Linked DNA regions of Mus musculus: region 1 is linked to region 2. The links are chromatin loops, found by intact Hi-C in ENCODE. Cell type or tissue: heart. All regions are shown on one strand. Each heading gives the region's core, and the rest is flanking DNA. Links, peaks and the distances in the headings are about the cores only.

What was found. A loop is a pair of places that touch in the nucleus more often than their neighbours do. Peaks named below come from ENCODE experiments on the same cell type or tissue, not always from the same donor. Only the 100,000 strongest peaks of a DNase experiment are listed, where the experiment ranks them.
Region 1: it touches region 2 in a loop (5-fold over the local background); 4 of 42 quality-filtered maps call a loop at or near these places.

The regions. Positions count from the first base shown.
Region 1 is chr2:30,539,927-30,548,245 of GRCm38, reverse strand. Gm31585 (a long non-coding RNA gene) reads right to left here and starts at 3,755. Exons shown (of 3, transcript XR_374225.3): 1 at 2,208-3,755; 2 at 1,330-1,401; 3 at 402-768. In heart, for the core only: a CTCF peak has its summit at 3,137; DNase peaks (open chromatin) are centred at 245, 1,196, 2,995, 6,487 and 1 weaker place; H3K4me3 peaks cover 1,029 bases; H3K27ac peaks cover 5,916 bases.
Region 2 is chr2:30,437,337-30,445,655 of GRCm38, reverse strand. It overlaps Ptpa (protein phosphatase 2 protein activator), which reads right to left. Exons shown (of 10, transcript NM_138748.5): 6 at 7,987-8,086; 7 at 7,303-7,427; 8 at 5,892-5,992; 9 at 2,259-2,366. Among named protein-coding and RNA genes, the nearest start is that of Ptpa, 25 kb to the right of the region's middle. In heart, for the core only: a CTCF peak has its summit at 4,482 (motif pointing left); DNase peaks (open chromatin) are centred at 3,005, 3,695, 4,365, 4,785 and 5 weaker places; H3K4me3 peaks cover 4,676 bases; H3K27ac peaks cover 5,713 bases.

The sequences.
Region 1 (8,319 bases), core at 7-8,006, 100 kb before region 2:
CAGCAAGCACTTTTATCCACTGAGCCATCTAGTCAGCCCTTCAGTTCTTTTTATTTTGGTAAAATACACATAACACAAAAGTTACTCTTTGAGCCACATTGAGTCTGCAGTTCAAGGTGTTTAATCCACACTTGACTTTTTGAAAACAGAACCTCCTGCCTCCACATCCTGCCCAGGCAGGCCCGGGGAGGGCTGAGCAAGACAATCGCTTGGCTGAGCAGTGAGGAAAAGGAAACAGGAAGGGTCCGGAAGGAAGCGGCTTCCCAGCAGCCTGCTCAGCCCCACCCAAGTCCTGACCAGCCTCAGCCTCCTCCAGGAAGAGTCACCATGCCTCACCTCAACAACAGCTGGGGCTTGCCCCCACCCGCCCCCGCCCCCACCCCCGCCCGCCCCCGCCCCCTCCAAGCAGGAAGCATGAGAAACTTCCCTGGCCTCCACTCTAGTCAAAAGGCAGGTATGGTCAACTTGAAGAGTCCAAGGTTCTCATCCATAAAGTGGGGAGCAGGTGAGAGCTGGATTCCCCAGCCATTCTGAGAGCTTATGTAAAGCAAGCTTGGAGATGCTACCAAGCAGCTTCCGGTGCCAGCGGCATCCCGTGTCAACAGCTTCCGGTGTCAGCGGCTGCTAGCGATGTCACGTCACGGCTGTCATTCTGGCATCTTGTGTGTCCTGGCCGTGGGTCTCGTCAGCATCCCTAGACCAAGTCCTTGAGCTTCAGTAGAAATTCACAGGGTTCACCATGACTCTGGGACCAGCTCATGGCTAGCTCTGTGGCCAAACAAGACACAAGACTGTGAGGGACAAGAGGGGACAGGCAAGGCCTCTGTGCTCTGCCAGACTAATAAACAATAAGTACATTCAGGTGCTTGGGAAGGGTCAGTCAAGCTTCCTGGGGACATGAATGAAGGCGGACAGACAGAAAGATCCAGAGTGGAACCACCGGGCAAAGGCCAGGAGGTGACAAACACCGTGGAATATACAGGAAACAGGACGCAAAGGGAAAGGGTAGGAGAGGGAAGGGTCTGGGGGAGACCAGCGGGTGGGCAGATCAGGGTTTGTGTGTGGCCCAGCGCCATTTTGGCTTTCCTTGTAGGTAGAAGAGGCTGCAGGAATACTTTAGAGTGCTGGCCTATGGTCAGAGGAGACCTGAAGTGTGCAGGCACCACCTCAGGCAGGCATCGTGGGAGAAAGACTTGGAAGAGAAAGAGGCTTCTAAGTGGGTGGGGGGAGCTGGAGAGGTGAACTGGTTAGCAGAACAATGTCCCAAGCGTAACCCCTGGGGCACACAGATGGCTTGTTTCACAGCAGAGAGGAACAGAGGCAGCTCACCAGCCTTTGAGCCGGGGGTTTCTTCTAGTTCATCCGAGTGACTGAGGGACTCTGAGATGGGAAAGCAGGTAACTGAAGAGCAAGCAGGGCCAAAGATCAGGAAGGTAGTCAGGGGGTGGGCTCTCTGCTTGGAGAAAGGTAAGGAGGCTGACCCTTACACACACACACACACACACACACACACACACACACACACACACACGGGGGGGGGGGAACAGAAATAGAAAGAGACTGCAGAAAGAACCCACTGCTAACACACACATACAAGGGGGGGGGACAGAAACAGAAAGAGACTGCAGAAAGAACCCACTGCTAACACACACACACATACACACACAGAGACACACACAGACACACACACGAGAGAAAGAGAGAGAGAGAGGGGGGGGGAGATAGGTGGGGGGGTGGAAGAGACAGAAACAGAGACTGCAGAAAGAACCCACTGCTAACACACACACACAGACACACACGAGAGAGAGGGAGAAACAGACAGAGTGACTGCAGAAAGAACACAGTGCTAACACACACACACACACACACATGCATGCACAAGAGAGAGCCTGCAAAAGGAACCCAGTCCTCTCTCTCTCTCTCTCTCTCTCTCTCTCTCTCTTTCTCGTGTGTGTATGTGTGTGTGAGAGAGAGAGAGAGAGAGAGAGAAGCAGAGACAGAAATAGAGACTACAGAAGGAACCCAGTGCTAACACACACACATACACACACAAACACATACACACAAGAGAGAGAAGCAGAGACAGAGACATAGAGATTGCAGAAGGAACCCAGTGCAAACACACACACACACACACACACACACACACACACACACACACACACACACACGAGAATCTGCAGAAGGAACCCAATGTTGCTGCACACCTTGAATTCATCCAGATTTGACCTCTGACCTGTAGAACTCCGCTGTTGTTTTATGACACTAAATCTGGAGTGATTTGTTATGGTAGCCATCACAAAGGGCTGCAAGAGGAGAAATGGGGGTGCGAGAGGACAAAGTCCGTGCCCCACAGCGCTGGGGCCAGAGCCCAGGAGGGCCTCATGGGAGAGGTTGCCTGAAGGCAGTAAGAGAGGCAGAGGATGCTTGGGCCAGAGAGGTTCCCCACAATTGCTTGGATCTCATTTATTTCAAGCATCGAAACAACCACGCCAGAAAAGCTTTCCTTACTAGAACTAGCCAGGCAAAATCAACTGAATTTGAACCTCACTGGTTGAAGTTAAGGTGGGCTGAGATGCCCAGGGCCAGGAGGTGTAAGCAGGGAGCCTGCGCGTTCACAGTCATAAAAGATGTTCGCCTGTGGGTTTTTCCTGTAGAAGAGACAGTAGGTGGGGCTGGTTCTGATCCTTTCCCACCTCTCTCCCATTAATTTTTGTTTGTTTGTTTGTTTGTTTAATCCACTCTTCAAGCAATAATGAGGAAAGCGAGGTGTCCAGCAGGCGGGAGGCGCGGCTCCCAGCCTCTCCGCCTGGCTTCGTCTCTCCACCGGGCTTCGTCCCCCACCGCCTCCCCGTCTTTGTCTGGCTCCCGCGCTGCCGCGCACATGGTCCCCTGTCAAATTCCGGGCGGCTCCGTGGGACACGTGTCGGGAAGCCAGCAGCGCCGCAGGTCTCGTGTAACCATGGAAACGGAGGCCAATGGGAGGCCAGCGCTGCCCGCGGGGGGCGGAACCTACAGCGCGGGGGTTGGACTTAGGCGTGGCCAGGAGGACTAATAAGCAGGAGATTTGGGTGTGGTTTGTGTGTCATTCAAAAGAGGATCAGACCTGTGGCAGTCCGCAGTGCGGAGGACGCCCACCAGGCCGAGTCCTGCACCACGTGGTTTTGATGACATCCTTCTTGGTACCGGGTATTGCTTTGCTTATAAACTAAGGTTAAGATTCAAGAATTCTACAGATGCAGGCTCCGTGCCACCAGCTACCCTGAGCCATGGGCACGTGATCAGACAGACCCTCCAGTTCTTCAGCTTGGCTATCTGTAAACAGGGTTGGTGTGAGGCACCCACGACTGACTCAATTATAGCCAAGGTTCCCAGCCACCCTCCAGGAAATAGGTGCTCTTTCTGAGGCAGGAAACCCATCTTATAAGGAGTGAGGTGACCCTGGGACCCTGTCGAAGCTGGATTCAGTGTGTCTATCAACGAAGTGGGAAGAGGAGACTGGAACCTGTCAGCCAATACAATCTGTCCCCATTGCAATAGGCAGGCAGATGTATAGCTGAGCACCTCTCAGTGCAGGGGGTGGAAGTCCCAGTGCCCAGATCTGGGAGCCAGGATGCCTGTGGGAATCGCTGCCCATCAGCCAGGGACCATGATAGCATTTTTGCCGCTGGATCAAAAATGTAACTGAGAATCTGAAACAAGGTGATACGGGTTCTTCTACGGAAGTCCAAGAATGTTCAGTGGCAGCAAAAGCAGAAGACAGACTGTTCAGGAGGGACTTGGAGTCTGGGAAGCTAGATTGCCAAGTCCAGCACAGGGCCAGGGACAAACATCCTCTAGGTGGGAGCTTCTGTTAGCCTGAATCACTTCTTCCATGGAGGAGTCTATTCACTCATTCATCCTGTAAGGTTTTATGCAGGTCAGCTGGATGCTGGCAGCTCTGCTAAGAACTGGGTTGCAGAGGTGAGCCATGGCATTGCTATCTGCAAGAAGCCACTATCTGGTCAGGGAAACAGACATTAAAGAAATAAACAGGCAAACAAATCCATACCTCAAGTACCCATGAATACCCGAGAAGGGAAGAACAGAAGCCATAACACCCAGCAAGTAAGGAGGAGGCTGGGGTGGGGGTGGGGGACTCTCCTGGGAAGTGACATTGCTGATGCACCTTCTAACAGAGCTAGAGACTTCTGTGGGGAAAGCACTGTGCCTAAGCACCTTGGAGCCTGGATTCAGAAGCTCAGGCACTGTGCATGATGGGGAAAGAAGCCCTGAGGCCAGCCAGGGCATGAATCAGCAGGCAACAGTCAACAATCTGGATTCTAGAAAATGGCCCCCAGATCAGCCTTCGGAGAGCAAGACTGAAATGTGGGTGTGTGCGCACGCACCCACACCGTTTCCCTGTCCTCCCCTGGCTGGGGCAGGTAACTGACCTTACCATCTTCCACCTTTTCCCTTGGAGAGACACAGATCGCCCTGGAGTCAGAAATGAGTTTCAGGGGTCGGGAGCTGGCTCAGTCAGTAAAATGCTTGCCTTGCAAGCCGGAGGACATGAATTTAATCTCCAGAACCCGTGCGTTGGAAAGCCAGGCACAGTGATGCAGGCTTGTAACGCCAGCCCTGAGAAGACAGAGGCCAGAGCCGTGGAGCTCACTAGCCATCCTGCATGGATGAATCTGCATGCCCAGGCCAGTGAGAGACCCTGCCTCAAAACCAAAGCAGAAAGTTCCTGAGGAACAACCAAGTGTGTCCTTGAATCCACGTGGACAGACAGACAGATAGACAGAGACACACACCCACACGCAAAACATACACCACATACACACATCATACCCAAACACATCACACACTCACATACCATACATACATAACACAAGCACACACCACACACATCTTTCTATACCATATATATATATATATACGTATATATATATATATATATATATATATATATACACACATATATACACACACACCACAAAAATATATTACAAACATACTACACATACACCACACACATTTCAAACACCATATACACCATATATCCACACACATACACCACAAAACACATAGACACCACACAGGCATACCACACATACCACACATACACTTACACACACACCACACACACACATATTGCACATACCACATATACATACCACAGACACACCACAGACACCAAACATGCATACCACACACATACCACACACACACACACACACACACACACACACACACACACACACACCAAGCATGAGCAGGTGACAAAGATGAGGAGCTGGGAGCCCAGAATATGTCCTTGGGGACGGCCATGGAGACAGGGAACTGGGGAACTGGCCCCTGGAAGCACATCTGGAGAGGGAAATGTAAACGGAAGAACTGGAGACCTCAAATCAAGAGCCCCGGTGACCATAAACTGTAACCAATAATTCCTGCCATTGACAAAGCTGTTGCTGCCTGATCTCTTTAAAGTTCAGGGCAGCAACCAAGAGCTCTCCATAGGAATCTCCACCATTTTGTCTTTGTGTCTTCAAACAGTGTTAAGGGAGTTTGAGTTATACACCCTGGGCAGTCACCTTCAGTCCAGAGCTTCTGCCCTGGACCACACATCTCCCTGCCTCTGGTCCTCCCTCTGGATTCATTCTCAAAAGGTGCTCCTCGGAAGGTGCTGGCCAGAATGAGAATTCATAGGCCAGGAGGGGAGCACTCAAGCAAGGTCAAACTCCTCAGACACGTGCTCTAGAGGAAATGGGCATGTATGTCTCCGCTGAGCAGTAGGGAACCATGGGAGGATTGTGAGACAGCACATGAATGTGAGGGTGGCTAGAGCACAACACAGGGCTCTGTTTTGAGGGTGACCCTCACCCTGCACCCAGACCTGGCAGAGACCAGCAAGCCCCGCTTCTGGGCAATATTCTCCCTACTCCAGCCCCTGTTCCTGATCCCTGGGAGGGCTCCTTCTTAAATGCCCAAGCAGGCTAGGATGGCTCAGTGGGTAAAGATGCTTGCCTCCAAGCTTATCTGAATTTGATCCTTAGGAGCCACGGTGCAGGAGGAGAACCTGTTCTTTCGAGCTGTCATCTGACCTTCACTAGTGTCACTGACAAGTCACCGCACACACAAAATAGATAAATAAGTGTAATTTTTAAAAGGAGGCCATGCCTGGTGTGGCAATGTATGCCTTTAATCCAAGCACTCTAGAAGCAGGAGACAAGCTGATCTCTATAAATTTGTGACCAGCCTTCTCTGCATAGAGTTCCCAGAGCTACATACTGTCTAAAGACAAAAAAAAAAAAAAAAAAAAAGAGGCCAAAGGTGATTGATTGACTGAATGTCACAGGCACCACAGCCTCCCCGAGTCACTGTTCTCACCCGTGTGCCAATCAGGGGCCTGCTAATAATGACCTCCACTAACCAGGGACCCATGCTCCCCACCTGCATGGTGGATTCCTGGCCCACCTCCACCAATCTTCCCGTAAAGGCCTTTGCTCCCTGAGGCAAGACCCAGAGCGCCAGGGAAACCTCCCAGCACCTCAGCTCTGGCTGTAATTCTGGTTTCCAGCAACACATAAAAATAGCTTCAAGGACATCCAGGGGACAGGAAGGGGGAGACCTGGTCCCTTAGCTTCCAGGAGAATCAGGTAGCTAGACTCCCTTCTCTCCCTCTCTCAGACCCCTGCCATTGCAGATTTTCAGTTGAACCAGGTCTCTGCTTCCCTGCAGACAGTGGGCAGAGGCCCACTTAGTCAGGAGCCCATCTCCCTGATCCAGGCAAAGGCAGGCAGATGCAGAAGTCCTGGGAGAGGCTGAGACCCCTCCTACTACCAGCCCCAGTGTCAGGGCTGCTGCAGAGCCCTGGTGTGAATGGTGTGAAGGCTGGGGTCCAGAGCCAGACAGAGAGCCCTCCTGGGGGACCAGGGAGGGGATTGTGAGCTGGAATCTGGAGGCTGTTGCCCAAAGCAAGGGGCTTCCTGGGCTCTGTTTCCTTTCCCAGACAGTAGTGAGACCTGCATATACCACAGACAGCCTTCCAGGCCCTGCAGCCTGCAATGATGGATGTGTGTGTGTGTGTGTGTGTGTGTGTGTGTGTGTGTGTGTGTGAGAGAGAGAGAGAGAGAGAGAGAGAGAGAGAGAGAGAGAGAGGCAGCCTTCAGCCAAACAGAAAGAGAAGGCAGCAGGCACCATATATGTATCTAGTGCTGAGAGCTTTCTCTCCCTCAGACCCCATTGTAGAGATGAGTAGGCACATGGTCCCCAGGGCTCACAGCTAACATGGGGACTTCAGAACTGGGTGGTTGGCACACAGTTTTAATCTTAACATTTGGAAGACAGAGGTGGATCTCTGTGAGTTCAAGGCTAACCTGGTCCAAGCCAGCCAGGGACACACAAAGAAACCATCTAAAACAACAACAAGAAGAACAAACAGACAAAACAAAACAACAAAAACAAAGGCCTGGGGAAAGGCACAGGCTAAGCATGGAAGCTAAAAGCTGGGATTTCTTTTCTTCCCTGCCTCCCTGGGCCTCAGACCTGCCATCCTGATGACACTTTGCTCAGCACAGGGTGGGGTCCTCAGGAGCTGACCTGAGCAGGACCTTGCTCTAGCCACAGCCAGGACCAGCCACAAGTAGCTTCTGTGGTGGCCCCAGCCCAACCCACTGCTGAAGCCCTGGCCCCAGCTGCCCTCCAAGTGTCCCATTGTTTGCCTTCCCAGGCTGCTGAGTCTGGCTCCTAGATATTCGGAGTGGGGACAGAAGGTGACCTGGGGCAAAGAACTGAACGTAGACTGAGAGACTTTAGCCAATGCAGGGACAGCTCAGTGTCCACTGTGGCCTTGAAAGGAAGAAAAAGATTCCACCTCAGGACAGCATGCTGGGGGTGGCCTGAGAGTAGGCTCAACTTAGTGCGCTCTGCGCGCGCTCTCTCTCTCTCTCTCTCTCTCATTCACACACACACACACACACACACACACACACACACAGCTGTCAACCGCTATGAGCGACCGCATGGTCACAGAAAGCATGGGAGAATACAGCCCAGAGACCTTAACTGTACCAACTGTATGCTCAGACATAATTAATTTCTGAGTAGGAGTCCCCTACACGCCATTCTGAAGAATTCGCTCACAGCAGGATCATAACCCTTTCTGTGGCATGGTCCTGTTGTATTGTTATTTTCAAACTTCTGTGGTCACATTTTGGGTTTATGGAAGAAGCCAGTGGGCTTCCTCGGTGGTGAGGAACGGTTCACCCTTAGTGTGTGTGCATGTGTCGGCGTGTAGGTGTGCACGCAGGTACATTTATGTGGAGACCAGAGGCC
Region 2 (8,319 bases), core at 301-8,300:
AGACCACAGAGACTGAGCTCTAGCTTAGAGCTAGGCCTCAGCAAAGCAAGCATGAAGAAGGAGGTGCAGTCTGTCCTGGGGGAGGGAGGAGCAGCATGTCCAGGCCTGAGGCAAGGCAGCTGCCACAGTGCTTATGTCATCAGGAAGCGGTGGGAGTTTGGAAGGCCCCCCCACCCCCCTGAATTCCAGAAAGGGTCAAAGGTCAACCTGCTTTAGGCTCTCCCAGAAGAAAAGCCAGAAAGGCAAGTGGGGGAAGGGCCCACAGGGCCAGCAGGAGCAAAGTTGGTAAGAAGCTGCTGGGGGGGGCGTGTGGGGTGGAGGAAGTCCAAGGCCCCAGGGCAGCTGAAGCACCTAAGGGGGCTTTGCTCCCAGCAATTCTGCCCAGCAACTGAACCTGGGCTTTAGAAACGTGGCACCTCCTGGCCCAGCAGAGTCCAGGCTGGGTAGTTGGAGAAAATAAGTCCAGATACGGTGATAGCCTTCCTTATAGAAATAGCCCCATCATACAAGGCCCAGAAAGCCCCTGATACTTCTCTTCAAAAAATCAGGTCAGGGAACTTGACAGCTAATTGCATATCCTGAGGCTGCTTAATGCCAGGCCTGAGCAGACCCCTATTGGCAGCTCAGGGGTCTTCCCAGCGGATGGAGCACTGGGCCTCTCCTGGGCCCTATTCCCAGGGACTAGAGCTTAAGAGCACCAGTATGAACTGGGTATACCACCTAGAGGTGGTGGCGCACGCCTTTAATCCCAGCACTCCGGAGGCAGAAGCAGGTAGATTTCTGAGTTCGAGGACAGCCTGGTCTACAAAGTGAGTTCCAGGACAGCCAGGGTTATACAGAGAAACCCTGTCTCCAAAAACAAAACAAAAAAGAACTAGGTGCTACAAAGCCTCATGCTCATGCCTGTCAACAAGTTGCAGAATTACCCTACAAATCCATCCTGGCAAGGGGAGGGTCAGCTCCCACTTACTGCATACACCCAGTGAGATGCACCTGTCCAGTCTTTAGTCACACAACACATCCTGTCAGTCAATAACTGCAGGGACACCTAGCATTTAGGACTTAAGGTTTAGGTGGTGGCTTCCAAGGCCTGTGTGTTGTAACACCACCATCTTGTACCTTATCTGCTCCTCCCTCAGCCTGCAGAGCTTCTGCCTCTGAAAGGGGGACAGGGTCAGGGGTGGGTGGGGGGCAGGGTAGCTGGCCTTCCTCTTAGAAGGCTGAATCAATCCAGGTTTGGAGACATGGGGTGACATATACCTCCATGCTGACATTCCAGCAGCAGGACAGTCTTCCCTGTGTTTCCTGCTAGAAACCAGAAGTAAGGCCGAGGAGACAGGACCAAGGGAACGCCGGGGCACTAGAGCTGGCCTGCAGAGCAGGAAGAGGTCTGGAATGGCCCCCCAGATGAGAGAGGGATGTGGGCTGAAGCCTAAACACAGGATGTGAAGTCTAGAGAAAGAGGATCCAGGAAAGAACAGAAAAAGCTGGCCAGGCCCAAGCCCAAGCTTGGCAGACCATGTTCTATTAACCCCTTCGAGGCCAGTGGGAAGCATCTTTACTACCAAAGCCAGCTGACCCTTCCTCGGTGTCCCTCCTCTGATGATAGATGGGGTGAGCTCTGGGCTCTCATAAGAGATGGGATAATGGTCAAGAATCAGAGAGGGGCTGCTCCAGGGCAACACTGAGGTTGTGAGTACCAGCGCTGGGGTGGGAGGTGGGGTGGGCTGGGGTGGGGGGAGACATGTTTGGGTCTCATGGCCCAAGAGGCACTGCACAAAAAGGCCAGTCAAGTAGCTTCAGATACTGGAGGGGCCAGGTAGAAAGATGTTCTCCCTCTTTCTGTGGAGAGTACGGGACGCCCTAGGAAAGCAGGCACCTTACAGCAGGGGGACCCAGCCCAAGGTCCTTCCCAGCAGCAGAGTCGTGAGCTGGAAGCAGAAAAGACCACCTACTCCATTTCCCATGCTTGATGTCCTAGTCACTTTGGGAAACACTAAAGCTATTGAGAGGCCTCAGGCCATTTGACAGGTACAAAGAGAGCCCCTAACCTCTCCAGCAGCTTAGGCTGTTTTAATCCCTAAGCTATGAAGAAATCAGCTGGGCCTCTGCCCATCCATCAGGTTCTGAGGTCCCCAAGTTTCAGACAGCTGGCCTCAGAGCCCGAGCAAACAATGTGATGAAGAATCAGAAGTCATGAGCTCACCCTCAGGACCAAGCGCCATCAGGGGCAGGCAGGATGGCCAGCCCCCACTCACCTCTGCCTTATACATTCGAATGAGGCCCTGGTTCACTTTAGACCAGGAGGGGACAGCACTGATGTTCCACAGCTGGTTGGAGTGTTCCGCAAAGGGGCCAGTCTTCATCTGGAAAAGAAGTCCAGGAACTAGAGAGGCAGTATGCAGGCGTGCACACACACAGACACGCACATGCACGCACACACACACCACAGCCTTGACCTACAAGGCCTGTTGAAAAAACAGAACTTCTCTCATCTACAGCCTCTGCTTACCTCTTTCACACAGACAAAACAGAGGCTCCATCCCAATGTCTATCAAATTTAGCAACCCAGGAAGAGACCATCCCTACCCTAAGAAAGTAGAATGTGTTCCTATGCAGACACACTGTAGGTGCGTGGTCTAGACCTGCCTGGAGGACAGGAAAGGGGCTGTGGACAGGCCCTGATGGATCTGGTCCTCTGAGACAGAGACAGAGATAGAGGGAGGCTCCAGATCAGTACAGGAGGGAAGTTTGTTTAACAAGGTCAAGAGTAGGGCAGAAAAAGCCACAGCAACAAGACGAGCAGGCACATGGATAGTCCATCAGTGCTCAAACTCTGACTGCAGGAAGGCAGAGCACTACTGCAGTCCAGTGCAGTCCCGGGGCATCAGAGCCTCGGCTGGGGCACAGGAATAGGGAAGCCTATGTCCCAAGTGCATCCTGCCAGTGAGAGTGCAAGGCCAGTCCATTTGTATTTACTAGCCATGCAGCCTGGCACGCCCTCCTCACTCCCTCCCCAGGTTACAGGCAGCATTTATTTTGGGGAACAGGGCTCAGAGGACAGCCCCATACTACACAGAAAGACTCTGAAAGGCTCTGTGAGCCTGGCAAAGTTTACAGTGCCCTCAGCTTCCGAGATGTATCCCAACACTCCTGCAAAGACTCCACCGTCAATCTCTCTACTTCCTTGCCCCAATTCTGCACACTTGCAGGCTGGAACTATGAAACAGGGTCCCCTACAGACCCCTGAGTGAATGACCACCTGCTTTGTCTCACAGCAGGTGCTCCAGGCTGGCTCAGCAAGGACCCTGCCTGGGGGACCAGCCTTGCTCACTAACAAGGGACATTCAAAACGGGCTGTCTGGCAGGCTGCAGAGCTAGAGGCAGGCCCAAGTTGTGTAGCTCAGTTATGTCCCTAGAGAGGCCACTTCACCCTCAAGGCCTTCAGGGCCTCAGGTCCCAAGTCCTTCAGAAGGAGGTTCTGCGACTCAAGAGAAAGGAAAAAAAATGAGGGAGAAAAGAAATTGGGGGTGAGAAGACGCCCCCAAAAAATCAGCTCATTCTAGCCACAAAGGGAGAAGAGAAAGAGCGAGAACAAGCAAGCAACTGCAGTCCCGCAGTGACCCCAGGGGAATCGTGTGAGTCAGAGCAGCCATATTGAGCAGGAAATTACTCACAGACGCTGCGTTCCTGCCTCTCCACTCCCCAGAGAATCGGCCTTTTGTAAATGGTTCCTCTGTCAGTAACTGGGGGGATGGGCAGGGTGGGGGAGGCTCAGCACAGCGCCTTCCTGTCAGCTCCTTCCCTTCCAGCTGAAATCTGATCCCTCCCTTCCCAAAACTCCAAATTTAGAAGCCAGATTGAAACTGAAATTCTTTTCCTGCCTGCCCTTGGCTCTTAAAGGCGCCAGGGCTACATTTCCTGAAGCAGTTGGAGCCCCGCAAGGTGGGCTTCCTCCGCTGTCACATCCAGTACTACTAGCAAAGCGGTCCTGACACAAGACCCAGCAAAGAGAAGTGGTTTCCTTCCCAACTTCCTTGGGTTTTGTTTGAGCAGTAAAGACTGCAGGTCTCCCTGACCAAAAGCCCTGAACACCCTGTAGGCTTCTGTGCCCTCTGGGTGAGACTGCTCACTTCCTGATGGGGGTTATAAGTAAAAACTGCCAACTTCATCAAGTAGGGGTGGGGAATATCTATACATCTGTATCCATTTCTCTGTCTGTTTAGCTGTCTATCTGTGAACAGCAGCAGCAGCAGAGCGCTACAACTGCCCAACCCAGGCAGGCAGCATGCCCTTGCCACCACAGTGCCTAGCAACCAACCAGAGCTTGACTGACCCAAGAGCCTGGAACCAAGAGAAAACCAAGCCTAGCAGAGAAGGTGCACAACCACTAAAAAGCTCCCCTCCCACTTCCTACCTCTGTTACTGAAGCCACCAGAGTTCAGTGCACTTTAGCGCCTCCTTGTGGTTATTTGGACTACCGTCTATGGGGTCCTCCATTCCAAACTTTGGAAAAGGTTTTGGGGTTTTATATCAGCCGAAACAAACACACACACTAAATCTTAGCATGGAATCCATCGATCTCCAGTCCCTGAAGCCCAGTCTCGCTAGCCTCCTTGTTAGAATTATTGACAGGGACGCAAGGGGCTTGGCCAGCCGCCAGAGGAAGCAGTAACAGCTCAGGCTTTGGCCTCAAGCAGCAAGCTCTGCAGAATCTGAAGCTCCTTCCCATTCAGCCCTAGCTCTCACCCTAGATCCTCCCTAGCCCCTCGCTGCACGCTCAAGTCCTGCAAAGCTATCTTTCAAGGCAGTGAGCCAGGCTGCCCCCAGTCCTTCTGACCTTGAGCCTGCCACACTGCTGAAGGCAGCATTATCTCCAAGAACCAAGTAGTGGCCGCCCAGCCGTCAGTCCCTGCTCCATTTGCTGACTTGGAAAAAAATGTGTCATTCCCCTCTGGCCCCTGGAGCTTGGCACAACCCTGAGGCAAATGCTGACCAGAAAGAACCTAGAGTCAAGGCTGCTAACCAGGCTTTTCCCTGCTCAGAGGCTCAGAACAGGGAGCCAAGAGAGTAGCATCCAGTCGGGAGACCACATGTAATTCCACAGGGCAAACATGCAGGAGGCACAGAAAGAGAAGCCAGGACCCTGTGAACTTGGGGTGAGACTTGATAGGTATAGGCAGAGAGAATGACAAGTTCTAACACCTCCCAGAATCAAGGCCCTGAGACTCTGGGTCCCTTGATGAGCTCCTGGCTCTTGTCCACAAGATTCTGAGAGGGAAAGCTGACATGGGCCCAAAGCCAAGAGTTTTCAGAGTCCGTGGGCTACCTTGGGGAGTGTTCCAGCACTATACTGTAGGGAATCCTGCCTCGGTGAGACAAGTACTTCCAGTTAGGGAATGTGCTGAGTAGTATGGGCCCAGTGACTGCCACCACAGGTGATGTTGGACCCAGTGACTGCCACCACAGGCTGCTTGTTTTCACCTCTCGAACACTGCTGAGGTACAGAGAGACAGAACTACTCCCAGCACTGCAGCTCCTCTAGGGATTTCAACCTGAGTCCATAACCTCTAACTTGATTGCACCCTAACACATTGCATGGCACCCTCTTAGGCCTGCTGCGGGTCACCAAGTCTAACTAACAACTACAATTTAACCCCTCAGCCCAAGAACCCCATGGGAGCTGAGTATGGTGGCTGATTTTCTAATCCCAAGCAGTCGGAGGCGGAAGCAGGAAGACTGTCATGAATTTAAGGCCAGCTTGGGCAGCAGAGTAAAGCTCCAACTCAAACCTAACAATGAGAGTCCTCCTGGTTCTGGAAGAAGGCTGGCGGCTGGGCAAGAGGGCCCAGTTGCCAAGGCTGCCTAACAGAGGCTGGCATGGCTCTCACCTCAGTGATGAACAGGATGCACTGGAGAAACATGTAGTCCTTGTGGTTCTCGCTCACCGCCTTCTCATCCACGAAATGTCTGGGCTCCAGGTGGGGGTGGTCTGGGAAAAGTAGAGGCCTGGGCTTCAGAACAGCCCTGACCCAGCCTGAGCACAAGGTGCCTACCTCAGACAGTTTACAACTATTGAGATGGCATGGTAGCACAGAGCTATGGTAGAGTCTCTGCACAAAGATCACAATGGGACTGAGAAATCCTTGTCACCTAGCGAGGCGCTTGCTCACTGTACACAGTTAGTCACCATGCATGTACCCGTGGTGATAAGGGTGCACACAAACCTGATGTGCTACCAATCAGCAGAGATGACAAACACACCTGAGCATCCTGTAACCATGACAACAGCTCTGCACCTGGTTTGTCAGCAGCACCAACCTCTGCTGTTTAAGCACCATTACCTACCTTAAAAGTTACCTCAGCTGGGTGTGGTGATAGATACCTTTACTGCCAACATACAGAGATAGGTGAGTTCCAGGCTAGCCAGGAAAAATAAAAGTCCCTCTAGTGGAGCTAACCACACATTCGCTGTGTCAGAAAGGCATCATGGTGTGGAAGCACACACCACAGTGCTAGGTATCCTCTGCAGTGTCTGAGAAGACTGTGGTTAAAGTGGCTAGGATGGCAAGTTCTCAGCTATTTATTAGGTATCTGTGAGTACTAGTTAGCAGCAGTTCACTCTTCATGGAACTAAAGTGACCAGCAACCCTGTCCAATGGCAGATCCCAAGATGCTGATCATGCCTGGATAATCCTCTTCTGTAAGGAGCAGATAGAGCAGACTGGGAAGCACACAGGACTCAGCACTTGGCAGCAACTCGCCTAAACACACACACACACACACACACACACCCTGCACAGAGTTCCATCCTAACTGAATGACACTGATGATCACAAATCACAAGAGGCCCTAGTTTTCATTGTCAAGCCCACAGCTGCTGCCAGGAGCAGGAGCCGGATGCACTCACCTGTCTGTCCTACAGCAGGCCATGCACTCACCTGTCTGTCCTGCAGCAGGCCATGCACTCACCTGTCTGTCTGTCCTGCAGCAGGCCATGCACTCACCTGTCTGTCTGTCCTGCAGCAGGCCATGCACTCACCTGTCTGTCCTGCAGCAGGCCATGCGGCCCTGGTTCCTGCTTCCCCACTTCCTGCTCTCTTGGTGGCATCCCACCCTTACCTCCTCTAGCTGGCCACACTGGCTCACAGCATTAGGTCCACAGTACATAACCTCCATCACTAGCTGGGCTAAGCTGGTCTAATGTCCTGCTCAACAAGCTGTCATTGTGTGTCCTGGGCAGGAGGGGAACACAGCTGCACCCATTGGGTACGAGGTGGAGATGTGACCACTCACTAGTACCTATGAGCTGTGAGCTGCCCCAGATGAAGGGCAGGAACTGGAAGTCATCCAGACCCCATACGCCCTGGCTGCCTGCAGGCTCCATCCTGTATGTCTTCTGCAACTTCCGCATAACCTCAAGATACCTGTGTTGAAGGGGCAGGGAGAAAGGAGAGAGAAAGGTGAGAATGACATTTCTTCAGCACACAAAGGGTACGGAGAATGTGAGGCTGAAAGAGCCAACAGGCTTTCCTCTCCCCTCAGACGTCTTCTGTCAGGGAGAGGGACAAAACAGCACATGGAGACCAGGCTCAGTGTCATCAACCCTGGCAGCCTGTCACAGCCTGGGCAGGGGTCCCTCTCTCTAGTTTCAGGTGCCACGGGAAAGCGGGTGAGGTCCCTGGTGTCAGAAATCACAAGCTGTGCACATGGGTCACCTGCAGAACTGGAGGTGTGCCAACACCAGGACAGCAGTGTGCCCTAGGGGCTGCCCAGCTCAGAGCAGGTCCCTGTACACCTGTGCCACCCAGAGAGGTCCACAGTCTTTGGTGGACTATGATGTCAGCAGATGCCTGGCTGTTTCCTCTTCTATAAGAGGCAGGCAGTGTTACTGCATAAGGTTGTATAAATTAGCCTCAGAACAGCGCCTGTATGTGATGAACACCAGGAACCACATGCCATCTCCTCCACTCCACGGTGACTCACCTATCAAACACCTTGAAGACAATAGCCACCTGGTCGTCCACCCGGAGTACACCAATCTTGCAGAGACAACAGAGGAAAGCAGCAAAGGCAGCCTCATGCCCTGGGGAAGAAAATGGCCCAAGCTGACATCTTCTAGAAGGCCCCCCGCACCCAACTCCCTTGAGCAGGAAGGCCCATACTGAGGTAGAGACCTCCTCCCAGTCCAGAAGACCTGAGCCTTTCAACAAGCACAAGCACTGGCACTCTTCCTGAGGGGCCTGAGGCGACTTCCTGCACAGGCACCTGCACCTTACTTTATGGGTTTGACCAATTAGAAACCCCAGCTTATTGAGC